Linked DNA regions of Homo sapiens: all the other regions are linked to region 2. The links are chromatin loops, found by intact Hi-C in ENCODE. Cell type or tissue: mammary epithelial cell. All regions are shown on one strand.

Region 1 (8,000 bases), 440 kb before region 2:
ACCTGCACGTCCCTTTTGCTGTTGTACCACAAGGATCCACTCTTCTTCCTGGCTGGTGGGGGCTGGGGGTGGGGGAGTTTCTCAGTCCCAAAGCAGAAATGGCAGTGCCTGCATTGTCTGGGAAAGAATCACCTCCTGTTTGTGAGGTTTCCTGGGCTGCCCTCCCTACCCAATTTTCAATAATGTTGCTAACGAGCCAGAGAGAGGAACCAACATAATTCACAGTACACAGTTATTAAAATGAGCAGACCTGCACAAGAAGACACACACATAATGGGCGCTCTAGGTTGAAAAAAAACATACAAACTAACCAGGGCACAGAAGTAAGGGGGTCACAGTTCACTGTTCACTGTGTGTCTTAGATTCAGCTTCCTGAGGAGCAACTCAGAGACAGGGATTTGTAAGCAAATGGTTTAACTGGGAAATGGTCCCAGAGAGCACCATAGAGAGTGGTGAGCTTGAGAGAGAAGGAAAGGAAGCTGGTTACCACTGTAGGAAACTGGAGTTTAATCCTACTGGGGAACTCTGTAAACAGTGCAGAACATGAGTCTCAGCTCTGTCTCTCCAAAGAGTGAGGTAGCTGCGTGTTTATACACCAACTCCCACCAGCCACTGGTGGAGGGCCCCAGGCTGCCTTGAGTTTGTCTCGTGATGGGAGGTTCTGGTGTGCTTTCATGGCCAGAAAAACTTGTGGAAAGGGAGATACAGATGCTGGCTGGTGGAGGTCAGGCCAGCCTGCTCAGAAACAGTACATAGCCAAAGGGTATGGTTGGGGCACTGACAGCTTCTGCTAAATTGTGGGAACTGGTACCTTCCAGATGGTGAGTCATTCAATCCTCATTATAAGCTGATGAGGCAGGTGATGTCCACACTATAGAGATAGGGGAGCCAAGGGGCATACAGTTCTCATGTTTCTTGACTAGAGCATTGTTCTCTAGAGCATAGGATGTTTTTAGCATCCTGGACTTCTTCCGCTAAATGCCAGTGGCACCTTCCCATTCCTCAGTCATTGTGATAACTAATTAGCCATCCAAATTGAATAAAAAAATCCTCTCCCCTCCCAAATGCTGAGTGGAAAGGATCTTCTGTAAGGCAGGTGTTCCATTTAAATCACTTTACATTCTACCCTAGGGTCATGTTTATTGGTTAGATTGAGAATGAGCTAATCTGCAGCAACATAATTGTTGGAGCACCCTTTCCATGTTCTGTGGAATGGGAATTCTTAAACTGAACTCATGGGAGTGTCTGAGGACTGAGTAACAAACGTGTTTAGCACAGTGCCTGGGAGAAAGTAAGTGCTCAGACAACCTCAGCTGTTATTATTGGCTGAAGAGAGCTCTTTTTTTCAACAGCAATGCATTTCTTACCTGTTCCTCATTTCCTCCCCGCTCTCTCTTTTTCCCTGTGTTCCCTGCCCCCATGATACCCCTGTCCAAACTCCTTGAGACCTCTGGGCAGAAGAAGGAACTGATGCTTGCGTCTCTGTTTTCACAAAACAAAGCTGTAGTTATCAGGCCAGAATCATCTCTCAGCTGAGGCTGGAGCAGTCCAGAGAGGAAAAAAGGCCACATGTTGGGTAGAGATGCCATGCTGACAGCTGGGATTCAGCCCTGAGTGTTAGCGAGTGTTGTGTGGGTGCGTTCAGGGGAGCTGGAAGCTCAGTGTGCACAACATGTGCATGCCAGGCCATCCATCTGCACACTCATGAACAGCAATGTCTAAGTAGATGCAGCCTTCACAATCTTTTACCCAGACTTTTGTTTTCTTTGCTGCAAAGCCAGGTCTTTTATAAGCCTTTGGCCATGTTTGGCAATATTCATGTCATGCCTCTTCTAGAACCTGTTCAAGCCCATCACAACGTGTGCTGCCTCTCACTCCAATTTCCCTCTCCCCAAGCATCTTCACCCAGATGGGTTTAGGTTAAAATTGGTAACACTCCTGTGGTGTGTGGGGAAGGGGAAGACATGTGACCAGGGGAGGCCTGGGGCATAACGGCTACTTAAATTCTGCTAATGGAGTGATGGAAGTCCAGCAAGGATGGTGACTGCTTTCTTCCTCACCATAATCCCCATAAGTGTGCACTTTCTTGGGTACTGCATGGCGTGTAGTTGATGGAAGACTCAGCCCTGTAACTTTTGCCTGGGTCAGGCCTGAGTGCATGGGTGGAGGGGAGGGGTCAAGTTTATGAGTTGATTATGAACTGATTATAAGTAGAGCAGCCTCAGCCTGTTTTAGTGCTAGTGGCAACTCCAGGGTCATTCTCAACACTACACCAACGTCCATATCCTCAGGATAGATGAAAGGAGGTGCAAGACCACTATTAGCAGAATTGCTTTTGTGTGTAGGATGGTGGGAGCTAAGAGTGAGTGCATTTGATCTTTTCAAAGTGACACTGTCAAGCTCCTTAGTAGAATCCATAGTCCCAGAAGATGAGGCTTTATTTTGTTGTGCATCTTAGCATGAGAGCAATAACTAGAGTAATAGTAGGATTGAACATGGACTCACCATGTGGCAGGTGCCAAGAACACAGTATTCTGTTCTTCACCACGTATCCACAATATGAATAGCGCTGGTACTCATGTTCCCATTTTACAGATAAGGAAACAAACTCAGGGAAATCAAGGATTTGGCTGATAAGGCCACAGAACTATTAAGAAACACAGCAGGGATTAGAATCATCTTTTGGAAATACAGTTAGATCATAAAAATAAGACCTAGTATTCCATAGTACGGTAGGGAAATTATAGTTAACACTAATTTATTGTATTTTCAAAATGGCTAGAATAATTGCAATGTCCCTAACAAAAAAGATGAATGTTTGAGGTAATAGCTCAATTACTCTGATTTGACCATTACATTGTGTACATGTGTCAAAATATCACATGTACTTCCAAAATTTGCACAACTATTATGTAACAGTTTAAAAAGTTATAAAAGAATGATCTTTTAGACACCTAAGGCTCAGCACTGTTGATATTTGGGGATAGATCATTTTCTGTTTTGGGGGGTGTCCTGGGCATTGTAGGATGTTTAACCACAACCATGTCCCCCATCTGCTAGATGCCAGGATTACTTTCCCTATACCCACCAATTGCGAAAACCAGAGATGTCTCTCTCCAGACATTGCCTGGGTTGAGAACCACTAACCTAGTCCTTTCCATCTCACACTTCTAAAAAGAGCACGGTTGGAGAGTGGCCTTCAGCCTCTACCTCTGGGTCACATGCAAGGCCCAGTCTACTGGTTTCCCTTTCAGCCTCTCCTGACTCCACTCTTCACTAGGCCTGTGTCAATTAATTCATTCATTCATTCACTCATTTATTCAATGACTACTTATTAAGCATCTGTGCTGCACCAGGAGATAGAAATAAACCATAGAAGCTCCTGCCCTCCTGGAGCCTATATTCCAGTGAATATATAAACAGTTCATAATCAACTCATACACTTGACCCCCTCCCCTCCAACCTGTGCACTCAAGCCTGACTCAGGCAAAAGTTACAGAAAGTACCTAATAGATATTAATGTAGCTATGCTAACTCATGTCATTCTCACAGCAACCATTGTTATTTGCTTTTTTTTTTTTTTGAGACAGAGTCTTTCTGTCACTCAGCCTGGAGTGCAATGGCATGATCTCCGCTCCCTGCAACCTCCGTCTCCTGGATTCAAGTGATTCTCCAGCCTTAGCCTGCTGAGTAGCTGGGGCTTTAGGTGTGTGCCTCCATAACTAGCTAATTTTTGTATTTTTAGTAGAGACGGGGTTTCACCATGTTGGCCAGGCTGGTCTCGAACTCCTGACCTCAAGTGATCTACCCACCTCAGCCTCCCAAAGTGCTGGGGTTACAGGCATGAGCCACCACACCCGGCCCTGTTATTTGCATTTTATAGGTGACCAGTCCAAGACACAGAGAGGTTAAACAACTTGCTGGAGGTCACACAGCTGGGAAGCAGTGAAGTTGAGAGTGAAACCCGCGCTGTTGGGCCCCACACCCATGCACCTGACCACTGTACTCTCCTGCCTTTCCAAACCTGGGTCTTCATTCCACAGCCCCTTCCAACTGCTTTGGATATTGTCCCACATCTGTCCCAGTGACATTTTAGACTCATAGGTAAATCTAAACTTGCCATCTTTTACCTCAAATAGCTGTCCACCTTATCTCTCCCCATGGAATCATCATTGTTCCTGTCAACCAGGCTCAAAATCTTGGTGCCATCTAGAAATCATAACCTCCATTCCCCGTAACATCTCCATTCCCAGGCCCTGCTGGTTTTTAATACGAATCTCTCGTCTTCATCCCAATGACCCAGTGAGGCAAGACTATTGTATCTTCTCTTTGTAGATGAAGAAATGGAGGATGAAAGAGGTCACGCGCCTTGCCCAAGATCACACAACTACTAAAGGTTAGAACTTAACCATGTCCTCTGATCACGAAATTTGAACAAGGAACTAATTATTTCGTGTAAAAAAATCTTGTCTCTGCACCTACCTCAAGAGCTCCTAGAAGCAAAGGCCATGACAGTGCTACATCTGCATCTCTTATGTAGAGTCTAGCATTTGTGTTGACTGGAAGAACCAGAGCTATGAAGGCCAAAGTTAGAAAGATGTAACCCAAGATGTAACCCAGACTCAGCGTCCTAAGAGTTGATGCTCTGGAAGTCCACTAGGTGGCAATGTTTCCTCCATGTAGGAGGCCATCCCAAAGCCAAAGTGCAGGGTGCTACTGAGAGGCTAGGTTGAAAGTGACCACAGCATTTGGATTTGAGGTGGTTTCCAATGAGACACACACACACCATGTTTAGAATCTTGCTGGGCATTCAAACACTGATGAAATCTTGGGGACTGTTATTAGGCAGTGGTAGAGCATAGACAAGATTTGTTTTCTAGTCTAATCCTTGACATTACCGAACAAGATGACCCTCAGGGAGTCTCAAGCTCTCTCAGCTTTTATTTTTATCATCTGCAAAGTAGGGATAAGAATATATGCTTGCTTTCGGCTAGGCACGGTGTCTCACGCCTGTAATCCCAGCAATTTGGGAGGCCAAGGCAGGTGGATCACTTGAGGTCAGGAGTTCGAGACCAGCCTGGCCAACATGGCGAAACCTCGTCTCTACTAAAAACACAAAAAAATTAGCTGGGCATGGTGGCGCACACCAGTAGTCCCAACTACTCAGGAGGCTGAGACAGGAGAATCGCTTGAATCTGGGAGGCAGAGGTTGCAATGAGCCAAGATCACACCACTGCACTCCAGCCTGGTGACAGAGTGAGACTCCATCTCAAACAAAAACCCCAAAAAACCCCCAAAACACAAAAATTAGCCGGGTGTGGTGGCAGGCACCTGTAGTCCCAGCTACTCAGAAGCAGGAGAATCGCTTGAACCTGGGAGGTGGAGGCAGTAGTGAACCGAGATCACGCCACTGCATTCCAGCCTGGGTGACAGAATGAGACTCCATCTCAAAAAAAAAAAAAAAAAAAAAAAAAAAAATCTGCTTGCTTTCACTCACAGACAGGGCCATTATGAGGCTTAAGTTGAATACATGTGAAACTAGAGATGGCTTTACAGATGTAGTTTATTATAATTATGGATGTTATGAAATTAACTTACCCATTAGTTCAATAATTTATTTTGTAGAAAAGCATTACCTAAAATCTTGCTATTCAAAGTGTGGTCCACAGACCAGCAGAACTGGCATCACCCCAGAACTGGTTAGAGCTATAGAATGAGTCTGCTGTGGACTGAAAGTTTGTGCCCCGCCTCCAGCCAGGATTTCTATGTTGAAGCCTGAATCCCCAATATGATGGTGTTTGAAGTTGGGGTCTTTGGGAGGTGATTAGGTCATGAGGGTGGGATCCTCAGAATGGGATTAGTTCCCTTATAAGAGGAGACATGAGAGAGATGATCTCTGTTCTCTGCCACATGAGGATACAGCAAGAGGGTGGCTGCCTATAAGCCAGGAAGCAGGCCCTCTCCAGATATGGAATCTGCTAGCACCTTGATCTTGGACTTCCCAGCTTCCAGAACCATTAGAAATAAGTGTTGTTTCAGCCACACAGTCTGTGGTATCTGTTATAGTAGCCCAAACTGACTAAGGCAGAACCTCATCCTAGACCTTCTGAATTGTAACACTGTGCATTTTAACAAGATCTCGAGGTAATTTGTATGCACAGTAAAGTCTGATATTAGTTAGAAAATGATTAGTTTTAGCGAATTAATAAAATAGCAAGAAAAACAAGCTCTGGAGTTGCTTGGGTGTTAATACTGATTTTGTTCAATTCAGTGACCCCCATAATATGAAAAGTGGCTGCTATGATGAGCCTGAATCTTGTTAAGCAAATTGTTTGCAAAGCTTAAAAAATGTGTCTGTATCCAAGTTAGGTTCTAGCGGGTGACTTGAAGTTGAAACAAAACATTCCCATATTTCAATCAGTCAGGATAGACTAGGTTATGCTGCAGTAACAACCAACCTGGCATTTCAGAGGCTTTAAAAGCCCCGGGTGTGTGTGCATCACAGGTGGGTAGGCGGATTCTACTCAGTCCCTCAGGGGTCCAGGCTAGTAGAGCAGCCACCACCCCAAATACTGCAGCGAAGAGAGCTCTGGGGTGGGGGGTCTTGCACTGGCAATTACAGTTCAGCTCGTATTTAACACACAGCACTTCTCCCACAAGCCATTGGTCAAAACTAGTCCCTTGACCCCATCTGCCCACAGCAGGGCAGGAAGCGCAATCGTATCCTGTGCTTAGAAGGTAAAGAGATAGAGCTATTCGGTGAACAGCACTAATAACTGCTACAAAGGTTATCACTGAGTTGGTTGGAACAGCAGCTCCCAGAACTGGGTGTACAGAAAAATTGACTAGGGCTAGCTTGTAAAATGTACAATTCCAGAGCCCCACCGTAGGGACTCTGAATCAGAATCAAGGAATCAAGTGCACCAGGTGGTTCTGATGCACTCTCTCCACAGACCAGGCTTTGGAAGCCCCTGGCTTTGAGTCCTCCTATCCCTTGATCCCATATTGAAGTTTCCTAGCACGCCATAACAAATGACCCCAAACCTAGTGCCTTCAAACAGCAGATATGTCTTCTCTCCCAGCCTCTTTTGGCTGCCGGGGCCTCGGCACTCCTTGGCTTGTAGCTGTGTAACTCCCTTTTCTGCCTATCTTCACGTGGACTTCTGCTCTGTATGTCTGTGGCTTTTCTTTTTCTGTGGATTATAAGGGGCAATTGTCATTGGATTTAGGGCCCACCTGGGTAATCCAGGATGCTCTCATTTTACGATCCTTAATTACATCTGCAAAGGCCCTTTTTCCAGATAAGGTCACATTGGGGGAACATACCTTTTGAGGGGTGTCATTCAATCCACGACAAGCACTCACAGTCACAATGAATCCAGTCTTTGCCCCTTCTGTCTGAACAGCAAGGAGCGGGCTTTGAGAGCCTCACACCACAAGGGGTCAGGCAAGCCTCATGTTTCTGCGGCTTGGGGCCCTCGGCGCCCCGCAGTCCTTTCCCTGTTGGGAAATGCTCCATGCTCCCCTGGTGGGGGTCAGTCTGGGTGAGCTGCCAGCTGGGATCCCGGACCCAACAGCCGATTTTCTCCTCATCTTCCCACAAGAAATAGAGAGATTGCTTGCTAAGAAAGCACCTCCATTTGAGCAGCATGCTCTGAAATCATTGCAGGAACTTAGATATTTCAGCAGCCTCCGACCCATCCAGGACCTGTGTGCTGATGGCCTCCCCTGCCTCAGCTGTGAGGGCTGTGTTCTTGAAAGCTCCCAAGGTTGGAGAATTCCAGGTGGATGGTCATAAGACATTAGGAGGAAAATAGGTGTGGGCATTCAGGTAATCAGACGAACGCTTATTTTCATGTTCTCTAAAAGATGATAGTAATGACCACACATTAAATAGAACACTTCAATGTCATTTGACACATCTTGAATAATAATAATGGCTCCTCAACAATTATTTTTCATTTAAGTAATTCCTGTGCTCTTCAGAAACATTTTAGCGC
Region 2 (8,000 bases):
ACAACAACCAAAAAGCATGACATCGCTATTGGTCTCCAACCCCTGCAAAATTGCTAGCTGAAATCTAAAAAAAGAAAACACGGTGTGATTAAGTGGGATCACAGAAAATTGATTTTTACATGCTCTGAAGTACTGAGATTCAGTCCTAGCAAGAGATTACCAATAACTCAACAGGTATTTATTACACATCTATGTACCCAAGGTGTTTTTTTCTTCCAATTTTTTTTTTCATTTTTATGAGCCGTACTTTAAATGATTCATCATTATCATGCTGGAAAATACATGATACTTTCCCTTGAAACTAAGATCTAATGAACAAATATGGTAAACTCATACCTTACACAAATCCTATTTTTACTGCCAATTGTGAAAAATGACTATCATTCGTAGACTAACAATTCATTGATCTATTTTTATCAATTTTTATTTTATTATCTATTTTTTGATACAGGGTCTTGCTCTGTCACCCAGGCTGGAGTGCAGTGGCCAGATCATGGCTCACTGCACCCTCAACCTCCTGGGCTTGAGTGATCCTCCTGCCTCTGCCTCCCAAGTAGCTGGGACCACAGGCATGCACCACCACAGCCAGCTAATTTTTAAAATTTTTTGTAGAGACAAGGTCTCACTGTGTTGCATAGGCTGGTCTTCAACTCCTGCAATAAAGCAATCCTCCCGCCCTGGCCTCCCAAAGTGTTGGGATTATGGGCGTGAGTCACCACACCCAGGCTTTATCCATTTTCAAAAGGTTATTTCCATCCACCTAAACATAGCCCTTGATAGCATCCTTTGTCAATTCTTCAAAAAGATCTTTCAGGAGCTTGTAGGGGAAAAAAAAAATATGAGAAATAAAGACATTAACAGTTTCTGCAAAGAATTATACAAAAAAAATCTCTTTACTTATGGAGGGAATATGAGAGCACCTCAGAGCTTAGGAGGAGACCAGTCCATTAAAACATCTTTTTAACCGTGGCAAAGCCTATGGTTCTCAAACTTGAGCATGCACCAAAGACCCCTGGAGGGCTTGTTGAAGACTGCTGGGCCTTGCGCTGGGAGTTTCGGATTCAGTAGGTCTGGTGAGGGCAAGATGTGCTGATGCTGTTGGCCTAGGGACCACACATTGAGAATTCCTGCTCTGGGCATCTCCCTTTCTCTCCCCATTGCTTCCCACTTCTCCACCTTGCCAAGATTGCTTCTTTGCTGAATGTCTTCATGACATGCCCCATTCTTCAACACTGTACTTTAAAAATTTTTTATTCCCTAAATCTGGCAATTTTACCAAGCATTTATGATGTCTACTCGCAGTGACAGAAAAATTTCTTCTTTTGGCCATAGTTTGTTTTGCTGGACTTGTTAAAAACCCTGTAGGTCCATACTCTTCAACAATACTTCTCATCTTCCTTCTTTTTGATGTTGCTGTTTCCGGGCATTTGATGTTCATCTTTTGGAGACGTTAACACAGGAGAAAGCATCTCTCTACCACTTGCATTTAGTTCTGAGTGATGGAACTCACCATTTTCCTCACCCTTTCCCTCTGTACCAGTTTTCTTCTAAGGGGCGAAATTGTTGCCAGTGACAGTAACTCTGTGACCTTTCACAACAGGAGTGGGAGATCAGGAAATACTGACAAATAAAATTGGCAGCTCAAGCACTAGCAGAGGGAAGCAGCTGACAAGAGCTAACTGCTTTTACCATCCCTCCAACCATCGCATGAACCATGACGTCCTCCAAGCCATGCCTCCAACTAGACTGCATCCACAGCTGCTACAGTAAGCCACTCTGCTCTCAGCCCAGCTCAGATAGGTTCACAAGACATATAGGGCACTGAACACAGCTTCTAACGCTGAGATTTTTACATAGTCTTCTCCCCAGGGGGAAAAACCTGTGTGGCTCAGAATCACAGTAATGAAGCCAAAATGAAACAAAGACCTGAAATCAATCATGCATCACCACCAGGAGCCTTCGCCTGGAGCCAAAGTGGAGAACCCATCGCATCAGCAATGACTGTGCCAGCCTAGTTCCTTTGTCTCAACACTCTGTATCTTTTTCAATTCCAAGTGACTTTAATGATAACTCTGCAGCAACAGAACTTCCCAGGCTATATTACAGGTATACAGATACAGCTACAGTGTCTCTAACTACAACATGCAAGGCTATTATCAATCTATTTGGAAGTCATAACTAGTCGCTTGTCCAGGGTGTTGTGCTTTACTTAACAAAGGATGCTACAAGCATCACAGACTAAGAAGATTTATTTCAGCTTTTGGCCATTTTGCTACAAAAATAGCCTTGTTAGTACCCTATTTCATAGCCCAGCAATGTCCTCTTCAATTCTGAATCGCATTTGATTTCTAAACAATTCAAGGCTAAATGTGGCCTATTTTCCAACCACATACCACTCAGTAAAAATTATACTCAGCCCCCTCCAAATCTGGTACCAGGTAAACAAGCTACTAATTTCTTTTTATTATTTCTTACCAAGAGGCAACACAAGGCTGGGCATGGTGGCTCGCACCTATTATTACAACACCTGGGGAGGCTGAGGCAGGAAGATTGCTTGAGGTTAGGAGTTCAAGACCAGCATAGGCAACAGAGCAAGACCCCATCTCTCCAAAAACTTAAAAAATTAGCCAGGCATGGTGGCACACTTCCATAGTCCTCACAACTCAGGAGGCTGAGGCAGGAGGATGGCTTGAGCTTATGAGTTCAAGGTTACAGTGAGCTATGAACACATCACTGCACTCTAACCTGAGTGACAGATCAAGAACCTGTCTCTAGGAAACAACAACAACAACAACAACAACAAAAGGCAACACAGGAGTTTTGTTCCTTTAAAATACTGCATCTGAAAAAAATCTAAAATTCCTTTAAACTCGTAATTAAAACTAACTTTTTATTATGATCCTCACAGAAGCAGATAATGTTCTGACTTCTGCCCATCGTGGAAAACACACTAAACTAGGATTCAGACAGGCCATTTGTGTAGCCAGCTGGGAAAAATCAGAACCCTGAAATAAATAACAACTGTTTAACTCAGCTTTAGTTATTACTTTTGAGCAGATCAAATACATGAGCTCAAGGATCATCCTCAAAGTAAGTCATAGTTCAGAGTTTTTTCAACACTGATTACAAAACCTCATTTTTGAAACTACGTAACTTCTTTGAAAGATAACAGATTTTTCTTAACTTACGACATTATACACTGTGCCGCATATAAAGAAACTTTAAGATTCAAAATACACTCATTTCTAAGGCTATCCTCTGGAACTGGTTAATACAGAAAGCAAGCAGAATACACTGATTAATAATTCCTTAAACATGCACGTACAGCACCTTAAAATGAGGAGCACAATTTACAACCCTGTGTTGGAAAGTATTTGTGTGCTTAATATTCTGTTCTCTCAGGCAACTAATTTTCTCCCCATTTATTACAGGTAGATGTTGCATTCTTGGGTAATCCCTGTTGAAAGTATTCAAAATGTGTAGAAAAGCATGCCCAAGAAAGATAATAAATATTCATGGTATACTGTTTCATAAATAAGCATCTCAGACTGACTCAGGTCTATCACTGAAAAACAAGAGATTATAACCCAGGGCAGAGAAAATCTGAAAGTCTGGGATTCTAGTCCTGGCTTAGTTATGTGATTTGGAGCAAGTCACTCAACTCTGTGGCTGTTTTCATCTCCTTAAAATGGCATGACTTCGTAGAGATGTTTGAAATGTAAATAATGTTGTATATAAAAATTATTTTTAATCATAGGTAGAAAGGCAGACTATTAGGAAACAAGTTATATAGAAAAAATGTGGGAACACCTTGGCCACCTGACCTTTGGAGGTTTTCACTAATAGGCCATGATCATGGGACCAATCACTGCATGAGTCATAGAGCTTGACACAAACAAAAAATTACGTCCACAGATTTCTCTCAAACCCAACCAAGTATGTTAAAAATATATGCCACGGGTCACTATGGTGACAATGCACATGACAACAAAATCTAACCTCATCACTAGAACAATTCAGTGGTACGATTTTATATTCAACAGACATTACATTTTCTATACTTCTACGGGTGCAGCCCACAGGGAAGGGAAGTGCAGCCTGGGAAGTCCCTGTAAGCACACACACTGCTGCATGAGAGCCAGGGGTGACTCAGAGGCATGCTGGGCCAGCTTCAGCACTCTCCCATCCCATCATCTCCACTCCTGTAAGCACACACACTGCTGCATGAGAACCAGAGGCAACTAAGAGGCATGCTGGGCCGGCTTCAGCACTCTCCCACACTACTGCATGAGAACCAGGGGTGGAACATCCCTGTGAGCACACACACACTGCTGCGTGAGAACCAGAGGCGACTCACAGGTCTGCTGGGCTGGTTTCAGCACTTTCCCGTCCCATCATCTACACCTGCTCTCCCTCTACCATATTCCTGATTATGAACAATTGATATGTTCTCAGTCTTAAAGTGCCATGTAAACTTAGCTTCAAGTCCCCTTTTCCAACTAGATTCATGCCCACCCACCTCCCTTTGATAAAGAAATCTGGAGTTTCCATTGATAAGGACTATAATTTTAAAAGCAACCCGTCATTACACTTCGTATGGGAAACAGGGGCAATCGCACTTTGGGGGAAGGAGGTGCTGCCCCATTCAGCACCTATTTAAGACAGAAAATAAGCAGATGCATGAGTGGGAGTCCCTCTACAATGTGACCAGAGCAGGGAGCACTTCACCAAGAGCTTCTATGTATTTCAGAGTAAACGCACTCATTGGTATAAAAAAAAGAGCCCTTCTGTCAGCTAGGCCCCTGAATGAATGACAGACACTCCTGATAATATTTTCTAGAAAGCGTGGCTTCTCTCCAGCAGCTCCAGGCCATCACTTATTTCTCATTTTGACAAAGTAGCATCCAACTTCAGGCACGACTGTATATATAACTCCACATGCAGCTGAGCCATCATAAACACGCCAAGTATAAAGGCATGTCAAAAAGACATTTTACTTCCCCAAAGCATGGCCCCAAGAAGCCATTATTATAATAGAGTATGAATTTCTGCTGCAGGTTATTAGCCTATAATACTAACAATAAAGTCCTGCTTAGGACATAAAGGCTTACACTGGGACATGAAGTAGTAAGACACAATCCACTGACTATTTTAAATTTGCTGTACACCTAAACCATCTTCTCCATTATACCAATCTGTGTGTGTGTGTGTGTGTGTGTGTGTATACACACGTCCTCTTTCAGTAGAACATAAACTCTGAAGATGAGGTAAAATACAATACAGCTGCTGCTGCTGATGAGCTGTCTGAGTTTCTGCAGACAATCTGCAAAAAAATGGAAGTTCTCAAGGCCCAGTTGCTGGTGTCTCTTTTGAGGCCCCAAAACTTGGTTGATTTATCTTATTGGCACTCTGCATGAATCAAGAGTAGGCTCAAAGGCAAGCCTTATCTCCTGCGAACACAATTCCATACAGGTCTCAACTCAATATTTAAATTTGTTTGGAACTGGCTACAAATTTGGAACTTCCTCAAATGATATTAAAAGCTCTACACAAAAGGTATGCAGAAGCAGTTACTGGTTTTTCAAGAACAAAGACAACTGCAAAAAAGCAACAGTTCTGTAAATGGAGCTGTAGTAAATGTTGAGACAGCAATAACAAGGTAACAAATAGAGCAGAGGATGACCTTTTTGTAAAAAATTGCTGCCTCAATATTTCACTATTTAAAAAAAAGATTCCCACAACATGATCTTCTGAGAGAAAGAATCCACTGCTGTGTTTGAAAGAGGAGTTGGTTCTGGTGGTGAAAGGACTGGGAATGTCGATTAAGATATGCAAGACTATCTAACACAAAGTCCAACATTTGCTTCAGCAACACCCAGTCAGCTCCTGGAGGGTGAAGTCCTGCTCTCTAGCTGTATCCAGGGCTCTTTTCTTGTGGCATTTTAAAAAATGTAGCAGTAGTTGCGTCTGTGGCTTTCTCTGCTGCAGAGGTCCTCACCAACCACTCAGAGCTGGGTGATTTGGGGGCTTGTGATGCTGGTGTGGTTGGCTCCACTGCATCCATGTGAACTAGTAAGGTTACAACAGAGAGGAGCAAAACATCAAGGGGAGATAAATTAGAATAAGACAAATTAGAATGAGAGATACTTAGAAAAAAAATTTTCTTAATCCTTATACTTCATGTCCTAGTAACCCAAGTGGCCACGTAAGGTATCTCTTTCTTCTCTACAAAAAAGTAAAGACAAGATTTAAATAAGATAGTATTTCCTAATCTGAGAAAATGGGTTCAACTGAACAAATAAATTCAGTAGCACGCATTCATAATGTAGTAAAAATCACTTATTACGTACTTATGTGTGTATTGCTTAAACAATGAATACTCATGATCTTGTTAATGCAAACCCTTACTCATAGATGCTCATAGAGATGACTCATAGTGATCTCCACTTTCTAGATCAGGGAGCTAAGGTATACAGAGATCAGATAAATTGTTCAGGGATAAAACAGAGCTGGTTAAATATCAAGATTCAAGCACACATACTGGACTCTAAACCCCACGCTCTTCCTGCCACAACCCATGCCTCCGATAGGGCAGTGTTACCAATAAATATATACCATACAACAAGGAAAATGGTAGAAAAAGAGCACAATCAGGCCCAATATTTTTCAATAAGATCACTAAAGACATTCTGGACAGGAGACATGGCTTGTGCAGGGCTGTCTTGTATACTTCAGAACACTTACCGATCTGGATCCTATCTGCTGAATGCCAGGAACACTCCCCAGTCATTGTGACAAACAAACATTTACTTCACATTTCCAAATGCCCCTGAGTGGAGTGGCACAAACCACCATCATCTCTACCCACTCTGCTGAGAACAAATATATACTAAAATATGGCAAAATCTAGGGAAGTTTGGATTTTACCGTCACCCAATAATTCCAGTCCCAGAAACGTAACCTAAAACAGTAATTTTCAAATTGTGGATCACAAAATCAATTTAGTGGGTCATGGCCATTACTTTTTTTACTCAATGAAAAAAATAGAAAGTATCGGCATGTACCCAAGATTTATTTCAGATTTACATGTACAACCAACGCACATATTCAAACATGAATTTCTTATTGTGGGCTAATGTAAAAATATCTTGAAAGCTGTTACTCTATATACAAGAGTTTCTTGAGGGCAACAGCTTTCAAACATTTTGGAACGTCACCACAGCAGCAGGAAATACATTTGACAACTCAAATCTCTCTCTTTTTCTCTCTCATACACACACACTCACAACAAACTCAGGCACATATACTCACTCATATTTAACTGGTAATAAATTTCAAAAAACTGTACCTACATGGTCACCAAACTGCAGTGAAAAAAGCACTACCCTAGAAAAACTTTTTTGCTATTTTTTATTATAGTAAAATATACATAAAATTTGCTATCTTATCCATTTTTAACTGTACAGTTCAGTCGCATTAAGTACATTCACACTGTTGTATAACTGTCACCACTATTTATCACCAGGACTTTTTCATCATCTCAAATGGAAACTCTGTACCCATTAAACAATAACTCCCCCCATTTCCCTCTTCCCCTAGCCCCTGGCAACCACTATGTTCCTTTCTGTTTGTATGAAGTTGACTATTCTAGTAGCTTATAAAAGTGGAATCACACAATATTTCTCCTTTTGTGTCTAACTTATTTGACTTAGCAAATGTCTTCATCCAATTTGTAGCACATGGCAGAGTTTCATTCTGAATAAGAAAGGCTTTCAAGCTACATAATATTCCATTGTATATATACGGCAAATTGTGTTCATCCATTCATCCAGCAATGGACATGTGATTTGTTTCCACCTTGACGACTGTGAATAATGCTGCTGTAAACAAAGGTATGCAAAAATCTATTTTGAGTCTCTGCTTTTCATTCTTTTGGGTATATGCACAGAAACAGAACTGCTGGATCATATGGTAGTTTTGTGTTTAACTTTTTGAGGAAC
Region 3 (8,000 bases), 150 kb before region 2:
GCTTCTATTCTGCAATGAACCTCCTCATGTCTCATGCATCCTTTTTCTTCTCTGGAATTATTTCCTTAGAATCAGCTGTCCGAGGAGAAATGACTAAGTCAAAGGCTCTGAATGTTTTATTAGGGCTCTTTATTATTTGCACTGTTTGTAAAAAATGTGAATCCCATCTTGGGTAATACTTTTGTGCATTTCTGAGCTCCTCCTTGCACCTTAAAATTTCTGGATATAGATTCTTCTCTCTCATGCCCCGTGAACCCAGAAAAATACTTCTGGTGGCACTGGGCAGGAGTGGTGGATGCTAGTAGATTATCCCTCATTGGGGAGGAGTGGCGGATACTAGTAGATTATCCTCCATTAGCTGGGCTATAGCTTGGCAGGGGCACCAGCAGGAGCCCACACCCTCCCCCAGGGGGTGCATGTGGAGGAGAGGGGGTTCAGGGAGAGAGTCAACCTTCCCTGAGGATCCTCAGAGGAGCTCCTAGTGGCCATCAAAGGCCCAACAAGGCCCCTTTCCCTCCTCAGGAGAGATGGAAATCATGGGGGACAGACAGTGAGGGAGCATAAAGTTGGACAAGAGAATAAGAGTGAGTTAAAACCCACAGGAGAATCCAGCCTCGCAGAACAATTGCAGGACCATGCGCTGATGGGGCTGGACAGGAGTGATTATTTATTCATGCATTGCTTGTTCTCCATTTCCTAAGGGACCTGCCCCCTCCCCTTGAAAGGCAGGCAGCACCAAGAGGATAGGATGAGTCTGGAGTTAGCACAGAGTGGGGAGGTCTAAAAAGAGGGTGCACACATGGGGCCATGTGAGGTCAGTGGGGTCACGTGAGGTTGGTGGGGCCACATGGCCATGGGCCAGAAGGGCAGGCTGGGGCTAGAAGGAATCAGACTGTGGGTTTCAATGACAATGTTCGTTCTGTCATCCTAGAGTCAGGATAACATAGAGCACAGGCTTTGGGGCTAGAGTCTCTGGGGTAGTCGTATAATCTGAGCAAGTCTCTGTCGCAGTCTCCTTATCTGTAAAATGGGAGAGAGAGAGTACCAGCCTCCTAGAGTGATTGTGAGATTAAATGGGTTCATAGGAGAAAACACTTAGACAAGCACATCCCATAAACCTGCTCCTCCCTGCACCACAATGTAGGAGTCAATGCTTTGCTGTAGACACAGCCAGGCAGAGAAAGGGTAAGGAGGGTCAGCCTGTGCTCTCTGCACCATCACTCATGAACCCAGAAAATGCCCAGAGAGAAACCCTAGCCCCTTCTCTGACTCTTCCACCCATTCATTCACCGATCCATTTGTGGTGATGATGAGAAAGGGCTGTGGAGCAGGTCATGTCAATGACAGCCATTCCTTCAACTTCTACCTCCAGCTCCCCATGGCTCCCTCTGGGCATTGCAAGGAAGAAGCAAGTTCCAACCTCCACTTGGCTGGAGCCCAGAGAGTCCCCTGCAGCCCCTCAAGGTTGGGGGGAAGAGATTGCGGAAGAGGGTCATCTGATCCTCTGCACACCAGACACCTGGGGCCAGGGTGGGGTGAGAGAGAATACTATTCACCATGCCTCATTTTCTGATTGGAGCAGGAGGCTGAGGGTGCAGCAGGAAAGTGTTGATGAGGAAGATGGGGAACTAACATCGAATGATTCCCTCCTATGTGTTGGACCCTGTGCTGGGTGCTCTGATGTATACAGTCTCACATATACATATATTATCCCCACTTTACAGAGAAGAAAACTGAGGCTCAGAGAAGTTAGGCAGCTTGGCCACCCTTGAGCATTTATTACTGCCCAGCATTGTACTGTCCAGTGAGGGGGACCCAGACAGGACAGAATATCTGATTTTTCTTTTTAAGTGGTGTCCATTAGAGCAGGAGAAATGACTGGCCTGGGAAAGTCTTGCAAATGATCCACATTGATACAAGCTAGAGTGCTCAGTGACATGGCTTGGATGGAGTACTGTGGGGACGTGGCAGACGAAACAAGTGACTTGGGCCCAAGAGGGAGTGGTGAGGCTTGGGCTGAGTCTTGAAAGTTGGGAACCATGTGGATGGGCAATGGGGAGTGAGGGAAACATGAGTGGTGAAAGGGAGAAGGGCGTGGTAAAAGTCTGCCAGGGTCCTTAACACACACAAACTCAGTATTTCGGGTCCCAAGCTGCCCTATAGAGCAGCATCCCCAGCCCTGGTAGCTGTCCCTATCTTTGTCCTTAACTTCTCTGAGCCCTACTTGGGTCTCTACCGCCTCTGGCCACCTGGCCCCGGCTTCAGACTGCAAGGAAGGCTGCCTGGAAAAGACCCATCCGAGGAGGAAGGTATACCCAAAGGGTGACATCTTTCCAGGGGAGACCCTAGAGAATAAAACAAACACGGATTTCAAATTCTCTCCTCCTTGGCCCGTGCAGATAAAGCCCAGGACCGGCCGGGCATGGTGGCTCATGCCTGTAATCCCAGCAATCTGGGAGGCTGAGGTGGGTGGATCACCTGAGGTCAGGAGTTCGAGACCAGCCTGGCCAACATGGTGAACGTTCATCTCTACTAAAAATACAAAAAATTAGCCGGGCGTGGTGGTGGATGCCTATAATTCCAGCTACTCAGGAGGCTGAGGCAGGAGAATCTCTTGAACCCAGGTGGTGGAGGTTGCAGTGAGCTGAGATCGAGCCATTGCACTCCAGCCTGGGCAACAAGAGCAAAACTCATTTCAAAGAAAAAAAAAAAAAAAAAGCCCAGGACCTACCTACACAAATGAGGCACACTCTTCCACCCCCGAGACCCCATGGGTTCTTGTGGGTCAGCCCCTCACCTTATTCTGGTCCCTCAGAAGCCTTTGGCCTAAGACACTGAGCACAGAACAAGGGACTGTGGTAAGAGTGTCTCCCATTTGGGTCACAATGTTGGATGAATCCCTCACCCCCGGGACCTCAGCCTTTACATCTGTAAAATGGGACTAATGCACTTGTCCTCCCCCTTCAGAGTGCAATGGTGAGATAGGTCCCTGGAAAAAGGCTGCTGCTATGTGAGCCTGGCTTCATCGCAGGAGCACTTGCCATGTCCCTGGCATCGTACTAGGCAGTGGAGAGAGCAAATATGAACAGAAAACAGCCTCTGCTGTCAGCAGCCCCACAGCCCAGTGGTAGGGGCAAGCAAGTAACACTAATGACAGGCACATGGAGAGGTGAGGGTGGAAGTGTGGGTGGGGGGGGGGGCGGGTAGAGGACCCTGGGGGCCAAGGAAGGGCTCACAGAGGAGTTGGCCAAGCAGATTTCCCGGGGGTGAGGAAGGGCATTCCAGATGGAGAGGTCAGGGTATGTGGATGCAAAGCAAGGGAGCAGGACCAGCCACACAAAGCTCAGCAGGGAGGCAGCAGGACCCAGCGGGGCTGACATAGGCTTGGAGTCAGGCTGCTAGGGTTCAAACCCCTGCAATGTGTGACCTTTTAGTTTTCTTTTCTTTTCTTTATTTTTATTTTGAGACAGGGTCTCGCTCTGTTGCCCAGGCTGGAGTTCCATGGCTCCACCATAGCTGACTGCAGCCTCAGCTTCCTGGGCTCGTGATCCTCCGGGTTCAGCCTCCTGAGTAGCTGGACCACAAGTACACACCACCACATCTGGATAATTTTTAATTTTTTTGTAACTAACATAGTGAGACATAGCGTCTCACTATGTTGCCCAGGCTGGTCTCAAACCCCTGGGCTCAAGCGATCCTCCTGCCTTGGCCTCCTGAAGTGCTGGGATTACAGGCATGAGCCACCACACCCAGCCCTTACAATCTGTGATCTTGGACAAGTCACTAATCGCTCTGTGCCTCAGTTTCCTCATAGGCTCTCCTGTACTTATAGTTTCTTCTCTTGTCCAGATAAAATGAGTTATATGCACAAAGCACTTAGAACAGTGCCTGGCACATGCTTAGCGGTTCATAAATGATGATGATGATGAAGTGATGGGGCTGGAAGGCCTAAATAAACCCACACAGAGGCAGGCAGGGCGGGAACTGTAATCCCCGAGTCTTAGGGGATGGTAATGGCTGGCGAACCCAAGACATACAGGGTGAACCTTAAGTCAGGCGGATTTGCAGAGATGAGGGCCTTTCAGCTGCCCATCGGTTTCAACAGCACATCAGAGAAAAAAGTGGTGGGGTTGGGGACTGTAAAAACAGCTGTCTCCTAGCTAAACTCCCTCCTTTGAGGTTAGAACCAGGAGGGCAAGCCCTGAAACCTCACCAAGATAAGGGGGTGCTGCCCTCTCCCCAGCTCTATCCAGGGGCTGTTTCAACTCCCGGACTCTCCGGGACAATGGCACGCTCGTGAGAGAGGCCGCAGAGCGAGGCAGCTTTTCTCACAAGAGCAATGGAGAGAGAGAAAGCCAAGGTCTAGGGTGCCTCAGAGGGCAAAGGTCCGTGGCCACGGGACGTGCCTGTGCCTACCCGGCGACCCTGCGCGCGGCCCGCAGGAGCGCGGCGATTCGGGGCCGTGTGCCACCAGAGGGCGCGCTGGATCTCAGAGTGTGCGGAGCGCTCAGCGAGGGGCGCGCGGTGGGAACTAGGAAGGGCGGACGGTGCTCGCCTGTGTGCGCGTGGGGGCGGAGGGAAAGAGGGGAGAGAGCCCGCGTTCCCAGAAAGCCCGGAGTTCGAGGGTTAGGGCTTTCCAATCAGCTAGCTCAGAGCAACCGGGGCCGAGGACATAGAAAAGTTACACTAGTAATATCAAACTTACACAATACTCACCATGTGCCAGGCACTGTTATCCAATCCTCACCAGAAAGCCAGATGTTATTATTGTCTCCACTTTATAGTCAGAGAAACTTGAGCTTCCCTGCGCCAGAGGTCCCACACCTGGCTGGGGCTAAACCTGGGATTTGAAGGCCCAGGGTCTGGCTCCAGGGCCTGTGCCCCCAACCGGTGCCCTGTAATAATACTTCTCTAGTAATCTAGTCTCCCAGGTCCGCTTGAGGCTTGATCACTTTCTCACTAGCAGCTCCCTGGTTAAGGTAGCTCAACCCTTTCCTGCAGAAGAGTTGAGTAGATACGTTCCCGCTTGCTAGGCTGGCATCACTACTGCAGCTGCCCCAAACCTCAAAGACTGCTCAGTGGCCGCCAACAGGTTCTGATTTAATTAACATGTACTGAACACTTACTGCATGCTGGGAACTGAGTTAAGGCATTTACATAGGTTCTTATGCAATGCTCCCAATGATGTGTAAATTACGTGTACTTGTTCTGATTCTCATTTTACACACGAAAAAAGTCAGGCGGGTAAAGGAGGGTAAGTGGTTTTCCTGAGTCACACAGTTCACTCCAGCCTGTGGAGCTCCAACCACCATATTCACTTATCCATTCATTCAACAAATCTACTCTGTGCCAGGCACTGACTCAACAGCGAACAGGACACTTAAAAACCTGTTCACTTGCTTTCTTGGAGTTTGCTTTTTTTTTTTTTTTTTTTTTTTAAGAGACTGGGTCTCACTCTGTCTCCCAGGCTCGAGTGCAGTAGTGCCATCATAGTTCCCTGCAGCCTTGAACTCCTGGGCCCCAGTGATCCTCCCGCCTCAGCCACCCAAGTAGCTGTGACTACAGGCATGAACCACTGCACCCAGTGAAGTTTATACTCTTCATCAGCTATAGAGAGTCCCCCACTGACATTCACCCAGTCCTTGTTTCTTGTTGGTTTATGAGAAGAGGTGAGAAGAGGTCATATGCTCTGAACAGAAAGGAAAACAAGCTTTTTGCATATGGTGGCATACATGAGATAATATTCCTTCACCTTCACCCAGAAGGTGGTATACTGATGGCTGTTATGGGTTGAATTGCATCCCTCGAAAAGATATGCTGAAGTCCTCACCCCCAGTACCTGAGAATGTGACCTTATTTAGAAATATGGTCATTGCAGATGTCAAGTTAAGATGAGGCCATACTGGAGCAGGGCAAGCCCTAACCCAATGCAACCAGTGGCCCTATAAGAAGAGGAGAAGACATGGGGATGACACAGACATGTTACAACAGAGGAGACTGAAGTGCTGCAGCTCCAAGCCAGGAACACCAGTGACTGCCAGCAACCACCATAAGTGAGGAAGACGTAGGAAGAATCCTCCCCAGGGTTTTATAGGGGGCATGGCACTGCCCATACCTTGATCTTGGACTTCTAACCTTCAGAACAGTGAGACAATACATTTATTTATTTTTAAGCCACTCAGTGTGTGGTACTTTGGTATAGCTGCCCTAGGAAACCACTCTAATGATATTAACTTTAATTCTTTTCCATTCATGGGGATGGTGTGCTCCCTCATCCAGGTTCTTTTTCTCACTCCAGCCCCACAGTGGCCAGGGTTGGGGGAATACTGAGGTGATGCACAGGTGCAAAGCTCACCGGCCTCAATGACATCTACCCCCAACCTGTGGTCTCAGCATCACCATCCTCTACCTGACTGAATAGACCCATGGTTACCAGTCAAGATGACAAAGGTGTATTCATCTGGCAGAGGCAAGGCAGACAGCAGGCAGGTGTGCCCAGGGCCCCTGTACCTCACCTGCCAGCCTCACTCAGCACTGCCAAAGCCTCATGTCACTGATGTACTGCCTGTTGATTCCTGCCGAAGGACAGGGCAGAGGGAGAAGCTGCGTCCTGCTAGTCCATCAAGCTGTGTCCAGGTGGTCCATGGTGGCATCAGGTAGAGGCCATCAGCCTTGTGGGGAGTCATGCCTGACCCGGTCTCTCTCCCTCAACAATCACCCCCTAAAGTGCCTCGATACAGCTGTCATTGTACCTGGCTCATCAGAGGGCTTCAGGCTCTGGGAGACAGAATATTGATTTGCTTGGCTTAGGATATTCTGGTTTGAAAATAAACAAAGTGCCAAATCTGAAAACTGGGGAGTGACTCAGTCCCTCATTGTGAAGTTACAGACACTAGTGGCTTCTGCCGTCCTGGTAGGTTGGGGCCCTGGCAACAGTCACTTTGAGTCTCCTGGGCAGCCATGCAAGTGTTTCTCAAACCCCTTCAGCTTGCTGACATTTTTCTGGATGTACAAACATTCGCAGGCATATGTCCTGTCTCTCTAGGAAGGTAGCAAACTTCTCGAGGGCAAGGGCTGTTTTGAATTGTTCTGTGTCCAGCACAGTGTTTTCTATGATCAAAGGAAGCTAGGCACATGGTCCGCCCTACCCACACCCCTGGCTGGCTTGAGGGCGGACATGCTTTAGTGAGAAGTAGAGGTTCCTTCTGGATTGTCCAGCCCAGCTTATGTGGGAGGGAGAGGAGCAGAGATTCAGGGCAGTTGCTCCATGTAGGTGTAGAGGAGCCCTTCATGGGAACCTCCCCCAGGATGGGAATTTCAGAAGTTGGGGCAGGTTGGTGGGTGGCAGCAAGGGAGTAGAGGAAGAAAAGAACGCTCCAGTATCACTCACTAAAAGAATACTTGTCTCCCACAGGAACAGGTACCCAAGAAAAGGAGTGTGAGGTGGCAGAGAGAATAGTAAGCCTGATGAATCTTACTGAATGTAAGCCTGGTTTTCATTAGACCCACCCCAGGCACATGGACCCTACTTCCCCAGTAGTGCAGCAGTATTTTCCTAGCTGCAAAGGCTCTTTCCTTTTCCTGAGTCTTTCCTTCCCTTTTTCCCTTCTCTATTCATTCATCACTAAACAAATCTTTAATGAGCACGCACTCAGAGTCAGGCACTGTTCCAGGTGCTGGGGACCCAGCAGGGAAAAACCAGACAAAATGACCTGCCTCTACGGAATTTACGTTCTAGTGGACGAGGATGCTCTCTGCTTTCCTTTTTCTCATCCTTCTCTTACCACCCACTAGGCTATTGGTAGTTCAGATAAACCCCAACTAGAGAGTCCAAATCTCATTCATTCATTCATTCTAGAGCTGTCCATTAAGTGCCTAGGATGTGCCAGGCACCATTCTAGACCCTGGAGATCTTGAGCATCTCGCAGGAGGCCACACCTTCTTGGGTTAAGGACAGTCTAAAAGAATTACCCCTCCCTTCCCAGACCAGTGCATCCCTC

Evidence for each region. Hi-C counts contacts between places; a loop is a spot of excess contacts. Peaks named below come from ENCODE experiments on the same cell type or tissue, not always from the same donor. Only the 100,000 strongest peaks of a DNase experiment are listed, where the experiment ranks them.
Region 1: it touches region 2 in a loop (5-fold over the local background); 3 of 110 quality-filtered maps call a loop at or near these places.
Region 3: it touches region 2 in a loop (2.1-fold over the local background); 7 of 110 quality-filtered maps call a loop at or near these places.

Annotation. Positions count from the first base shown.
Region 1 is chr14:76,644,553-76,652,552 of GRCh38, reverse strand. No RefSeq gene overlaps it. Among named protein-coding and RNA genes, the nearest start is that of VASH1, 110 kb to the left of the region's middle. RefSeq lists an enhancer at 4,533-4,827. In mammary epithelial cell, CTCF peaks have their summits at 4,663 (motif pointing right) and 7,431 (motif pointing right); no DNase peak of the experiment used is centred here.
Region 2 is chr14:76,199,760-76,207,759 of GRCh38, reverse strand. GPATCH2L (G-patch domain containing 2 like) reads right to left here. Exons shown (of 10, transcript NM_017926.4): 10 at 1-6,069. The coding sequence ends at 5,909. Among named protein-coding and RNA genes, the nearest start is that of GPATCH2L, 52 kb to the right of the region's middle. RefSeq lists an enhancer at 4,037-4,466. In mammary epithelial cell, no CTCF peak of the experiment used is centred here; DNase peaks (open chromatin) are centred at 4,179 and 6,419; H3K27ac peaks cover 2,871 bases.
Region 3 is chr14:76,349,425-76,357,424 of GRCh38, reverse strand. It overlaps a transcript of ESRRB not described here. Among named protein-coding and RNA genes, the nearest start is that of ESRRB, 23 kb to the left of the region's middle. RefSeq lists an enhancer at 4,189-4,378. In mammary epithelial cell, a CTCF peak has its summit at 4,463 (motif pointing right); no DNase peak of the experiment used is centred here; H3K4me3 peaks cover 286 bases.